Linked DNA regions of Homo sapiens: region 1 is linked to region 2. Evidence: read pairs that join two places in POLR2A ChIA-PET (ENCODE). Cell type or tissue: Panc1. All regions are shown on one strand. Links, peaks and the distances in the headings refer to the core of each region. The heading gives the core; the rest is flanking DNA.

Region 1 (2,918 bases), core at 125-2,624, 87 kb after region 2:
AATTCCATTGATAGGAAATGTTTAGGATAGACAAATCTATAGAGTCAGAAAGTAGATTAGTGGTTGCTGGAGCTGGGAAGAGGATGGGAATGGAGAGTGACTGCTAATGGGACTGGGTTTCTTTTTGAGGTGGCAAAAATGTTCTAACTTAGGTTATGCTAATTGTTCCACTATTCTGTGAATACAATAAAATGCACTGAACTGTGTACTTTAAAGGGTGACATATGTGAATTACATCTCAATAAAGCTGTTTTTTAAAAAAAAAAGGTCACAGAGCCCTGAACAGTGTGGTAGAAGTGAGGGGAGATGGACATGGCGGAAGGCCCTGGACACACATCTTTATCCCTTTGTGTGGCTACTTGCAGTTCCCGCCAAACCGGACCCATCTCTTTGTCCCCAGAGGCGAAGTCCAGTGGACCTTGGTTTTTCACTTCAAGACCAGTTTTGGGGTCAAGGCTATTTCAACATGGCAGACAGTAAGAGTTAAATAAATGCTTGGTGAATGAACCTACATTGCATCAATGTACAGGCCACCAGAAGTACTTAAGGCTGGAGCAGTCTCCAGGGCTGGGGAGGGGATCTCAGCAGGTTTTTAAAGGAAGGGACAGAACTTAAGAGCTCCTAAAATGTTCCTTCAGAAGAACCCTGAGTCTAGAGGAGAGTTAACTCATACCTAACGTGCAGTGAGAAAAGTCTCACATTTTTTCTTTAAATTCTTGTGCTGTATGCATCCTACTCTATTATTTCCAGCTTGTTTTAATTTAAAAATACTGTAAATTGCCATTCAGTAAAACGGATGCCTCAGGGAGTTGTGCTGTTTATTCTTGCATCCTGGAATACCTGTGGGTGTATGCTGCTATGTTCCCTCAGAGGAGCCCAGTCAACAAATACCCAGAGTGCCCGCTGTGTGCTTGGCACAAGGGGTGCTGTTGCCAACACAGGATCTGCCCTCATGGGACTTTCAGTTGAGAAATAAGTGCATAGCCCTGAGGAGCAGAAAGAGCTTGGTGGAGAGGACAGAATTATGGGGGGCAGAGTTTGGAAGCTCGTAAGAACATTGCCTTAAATGAAGACCAACATTTATGCTCAGTGTTTTACTAGGAAAAAGTTGAAAACTGCCTAAATGTCTACCAGTGGAATGGCTAAAAAAATTATGGTGTTACCATATAGTAGGATATTATGTAGCTATTTAATAATAAAAAACAATAAAGGAAAAGGCTTATGATGAAATTTTATGTAAAAAATCTTGAAAAAAAACTATACATAGTATGGTCTCAACATGTAAAACATACTCAGAAAAAATACCAGCATAGAATGCCCCAAATGCTAGTTGACTTTGGAGGGTAGAATTATGGGGGGATTTCTCTCTCTCTCCCCAAATTTTCTACAGTAAGTCTGGGTTATGTTATTAATAAACATCACATCTTTGATGCGGGAAGGCTAATCTACAGCTGCATGTGGGGGCAGGGCTAGAGATGAACCTGGAGTAGGGGCCACAGAGTAGACCGGGGAGGAAGGGCTAGAGATGGAGATGTGGGTGCCGTCTTCCTACAGGAGAGGTCAAAACAAACCCTGAGTGGGCACTGAGGGAGCCCGTGAAGAAACCGCAGAGAGCTGAGGAGTCTCGCGGGGCAGGAGGAGGAATTGGAGTCAGGGATGAGGAGAGTCAAGTGTCATGGAGCTGGGCAGAGATTCTAGGCAGAGTAGTATCTAGAAATCCTTGGAAGTCAAGGAGAGAGGTTGAAAGAGGAGCCCTCAGTGTAAAACCTTGTCTCCTTCCTAGAGTGGTGAGGTTAGATTTCAATGAGATATAGGAGAGTGATTAGCTATACAGGCTCTGGAGTTGGGCAGACCAGTTCAAACCTCAGTTTCAGAACTTACAGCTAAGTGACCTTGGAAAAACTATCTAACCTCTCTGAACCTGTTTCCCCATCTGTTAAATGGAACCAATAAAAACCATTAGGTTATTTTTTGGATTAGATGAATAATGCATGGAAAGTGTTTTGCACAGTGCTTGGCACATATATGTACTATTTTTTTTAAGAGACAGAACCTTACTTAATCACCCATAGCTCATGTAACCTCAAACTCCTGGACTCAAGTGATCCTCTATCACTTCAGCCCCCACTATGCCTAACTAAAAAAAAAAAATTTCTAAAGATAGGGTCTTGCTATGCTGCTCAGGCTGACTGTGTACTAATTGGATGATGTCTATTATTATTGGTTTACTACAGTTGTTAATATTATGCAAAATATCTTTGATCTATAAAGAGCTTCTCCTGGTCCTTTGGGCAGGGCTTTCTCAGGGTAAGACGACCTCTGGATGCTCACCCTGCCCTCTTCACCTCTCGTCCCCAGCTGTTTCCTCTGCCACCATGAGGAACATTTTCAAGAGGAACCAGGAGCCTATTGTGGCTCCTGCCACCACCACCGCCACGATGCCCATTGGACCCGTGGACAACTCCACTGAGAGTGGGGGTGCTGGGGAGAGCCAGGAGGACATGTTTGCCAAACTGAAGGAGAAGTTATTCAATGAGATAAACAAGATTCCCTGTGAGTGTCTCTGGTGGCTGAGAGGGTGGGGCAAGGCTAGAGTCTGGGAGAGGTGAAGAAGGGTGGGGATACCACTGGGATGTGATTGGCTGGGCTCTTTCCTAATGCTTAGATTTCAGGCTGGGTTTTTGGAGAGCCCCTGCAGGAATCGGGGAGGGGGAAGTAGGATCTGCCACTAATGTGGCAAACAAGGGGGTTTATGTGCGTCAACTTCTCAGGGGAAGAAAAGTTCTTATAACTTAAAAAACTGTCTAAAGATGAAACCAAAAGGCGATGAAAAATTATGAAACAGAAGTCACTATTCAAGTTTGCCAATAATACTTTGAAATTTATTTTGGAAGATAGAAAATAAAAGCCCTCTCTGC
Region 2 (2,918 bases), core at 259-2,758:
TATGCACAGTTGTCAACCAGTCAACTTATATAAATATATTAAAGTGTCGGAGGGGAGAGAAGGAGGAGGAGGAGGGAGAGGAGAGGGGTAGAGGGAGGAATAAGAAGGGGAAGAAGAGGAAAAAGAGGAACAAAGAGAAGAAGGAAGAGGAGAAGGAGGAGGGAAAGGACGAGGAGGTGGTGGTGAATAATGCTGGACATAATAGGGCTTAGCAGGGCGGAACCCCTTCCTTTATCAGTGCCGTAATGTTATTGCTGTAGTTAGGGATGGTGTGTGGCTTTGTGTGTGTGTGTGTGTGTGTGTAAATTCAGCCTCAGGAGACTTAAGTTATGATAGTCAAGCCTGCAATAGGGCAGGCAGGTGTCCCTCACCACGTGGGCAGGCTGCCCACTTAAATTCAGGATTCTGTGCATCGCCTACTAAAACAGCCTCTTTGTATGTGGTCTGTTTACACATGCTGAACATTTGCCCTGCCAGCAAGCCACAGTCATCCACCCTCAATATTGAAGGGAAAAAGAAGAGTCCAAGCCTTGTGAAGAATGCAGCTTCTAGATTCTTTCAGCAGGAATGCCAGTCTGGGGCTCAGGATAGACTCAGCTCCTTTTTTCTAACACAAATCTGATACCATTACACATGTATCCCAGGGGCATCTAAGGATTTATGCTAGAAAATGCATAAAACTCTGATATGGCTTGGATGTTCATCCCCTCCAAATCACTTGTTGAAATGTGATCCCCAGTGTTGGAAGTGGGGCCGGGTGGGAGGTGTTTGGGTAATGGGGTCAGATCCCTCATGAATGGCTTGGTGTCCTCCTCGTGGTAATGAGTGAGTTCTTGCTCTGAGTTCATGAGAGATCTGGATGTTTAAAAGTGTGTGGCACCACCCCCCGACCTTGCTCTGGCTCTTGCCATGTGATGTGCCTGCTTGCCTTTCCACCTTTCACCATGATTGTAGGCTTTCTGAAGTCCTCCCAGAAGCAGATGCTGGTGCAATGCTTCCTATACAGCCTGAAGCACCATGAGCCAATTAAACATCTTTTAAAAATATAACTTACCAGCCTCAGGTATTTCTTTGTAGCAATGCAAAAATGGACTAACACAATCTCAGCAACAAGAGGAGGAATGGACAGTGCATCTTTTTTTTGATACTGTCCCAAACTTGACTCCAGGGACCCACAGGAGGGTCACAGTCATGATCCTGGACTTTGGAGGTATGACCTTGAAAGATCTTTATTCCAAACCTCCAGCCTCTTGGCAGGACCTATCTAAATCGCCCCAAATCCTGTTACACATGCTCCAAATTTTTCTTGCCCTTCCAGTGGCTTCCTTCTTAGAAAGTTTCCCCTTTGGCTGTTTCAGTCATCAGTATAAGTCATGCTGTTTTCTCATACTCAGCTTCTCTGAAAGGACTTGTATCTCAGTATTGTAGGGTCAGGTGGTCATGCCCAGATGCAGGCGATGAGTAGAAATGAGAGGTTTGAACTGTGCACTGTACCCTTCCCCATGGTCTTGAAGGGTATCTGTCTTGAAATATGGTCTGCCTATTTATCTCTTTGGAATTAGTCTCTGCCACCTTCACTTAAATGGCCTCTTGGATTGTGTCATCAATTTGCCCCTGAATCCTCCGTAGCACCCTTGCAATTCTGGAAACCCCAACAGTATTTAGAAATGCAAGCCATGGCTTCTCCAGATGGGGAGGTTCAGCACCATGGACAGAGCTCAGTGCTGCCCTCCTCTGCTCACAGACAGTAGGGTCAAAAGCTGAGTGCTCGGGTGATGGATGCATCAATATCTCAGTAATCACCACTGAAGAACTTATTCATGTAACCAAACACCATCTGTTCCCCCAAAACCTATTGAAATTTTTAAAAAATTTTAAGCTGAGTCCTATTAACTTCCTCCCCCTCCTTCTCCTGCCTTATTAACCTCCTCTTTCTTTTTCAATAATATTTTTAAAACTTTTTTTTGTAGAGATAAAGTCTCACTATGTTGCCCAGGCTGGTCTTGAACTCCTGGGCTCAAGCCATCTTCCCACCTCGGTCTCCCAAAGTGCTGGGATTACAGGTGTGAGCCACTGCCCCCAGCCCTAACTTTCCAATTTTGGAGGTAGAAGCTGGCTGAGGAGAAAACTAGTGTTGTATAACATTGTTTCTGCCCTTTACTGACTGTAACATCTTAGCCAAGCCACCTCCTCTTTACGGGCCCCACTTTTTCATCTGTAAAATGAGGAGGATGAGCTCCAAGCTCAATCACACTCTGAGCCTGAGTGTCCATGATTGCCTTTTCCAGAAAGTCTTTAAAAGTAATCTTAACATGCAAGGCCTGAGTTAGAGTGGGGCCAGTTTAACCTGTAGGTGATAGAAAGCCATGACCTCAGGTCCTGCAATCTGGCAATGTTCTCCCAAAGTCAGCGCCTTGCATCTTTCTCCAGCTTGTTGAAATGTTTAGAGCAGGGGACTCTTCCCTGTAATATTTATTATCCCAGATACCTCATTGCCTGCCCCACCCATAGGCAAAATGCAGCCTTTCTTGGTGGGCTAGGTAGGTTTTTGTGGCAGGTAGTGGGCATGTGAGCTTAGCTGGGGATAGGGCCTCCAAATGAGGCTGGAGTTGAATAAGCACGCCTGGAGGGGAGCAAGCTACATAGGGGTTAGAGGGGAGAGCCAAGGCTTCTCTATGTCAGGTCAGAGCAGGGTACCAGATCTGGGCTCTCCCTCCCTCCCTCTGTCGCAGTGACACCACTTCAGTAGGAGAGCTGGGCTGCAGTGGGAACAGCCTGCAGTGGGAGGAGGAAGCATGGCTGGATAGAGTGGTGTGGAGCCAGATGTGAGTGGAGTGCTGGGCAGAGACTGGCAGCTCTCCAGAGCTATGAGGGCTGGGGGTGCTTTGATGGTGGGAGAGAGAATAGAGTGCCAGACG

Evidence for each region. ChIA-PET counts read pairs that join two places held together with the same protein. Peaks named below come from ENCODE experiments on the same cell type or tissue, not always from the same donor. Only the 100,000 strongest peaks of a DNase experiment are listed, where the experiment ranks them.
Region 1: POLR2A ChIA-PET joins it to region 2 with 5 read pairs; 2 of 35 experiments call an interaction of 5 or more read pairs at or near these places.

What each region holds. Positions count from the first base shown.
Region 1 is chr1:202,605,230-202,608,147 of GRCh38, reverse strand. It overlaps SYT2 (synaptotagmin 2), which reads left to right. Exons shown (of 9, transcript NM_177402.5): 2 at 2,359-2,553. The coding sequence starts at 2,376. Among named protein-coding and RNA genes, the nearest start is that of SYT2, 100 kb to the left of the region's middle. In Panc1, for the core only: no CTCF peak of the experiment used is centred there; no DNase peak of the experiment used is centred there.
Region 2 is chr1:202,691,945-202,694,862 of GRCh38, reverse strand. The region is part of intron 1 of SYT2 (synaptotagmin 2); the gene reads left to right. Among named protein-coding and RNA genes, the nearest start is that of SYT2, 17 kb to the left of the region's middle. In Panc1, for the core only: no CTCF peak of the experiment used is centred there; a DNase peak (open chromatin) is centred at 1,728; H3K27me3 peaks cover 211 bases.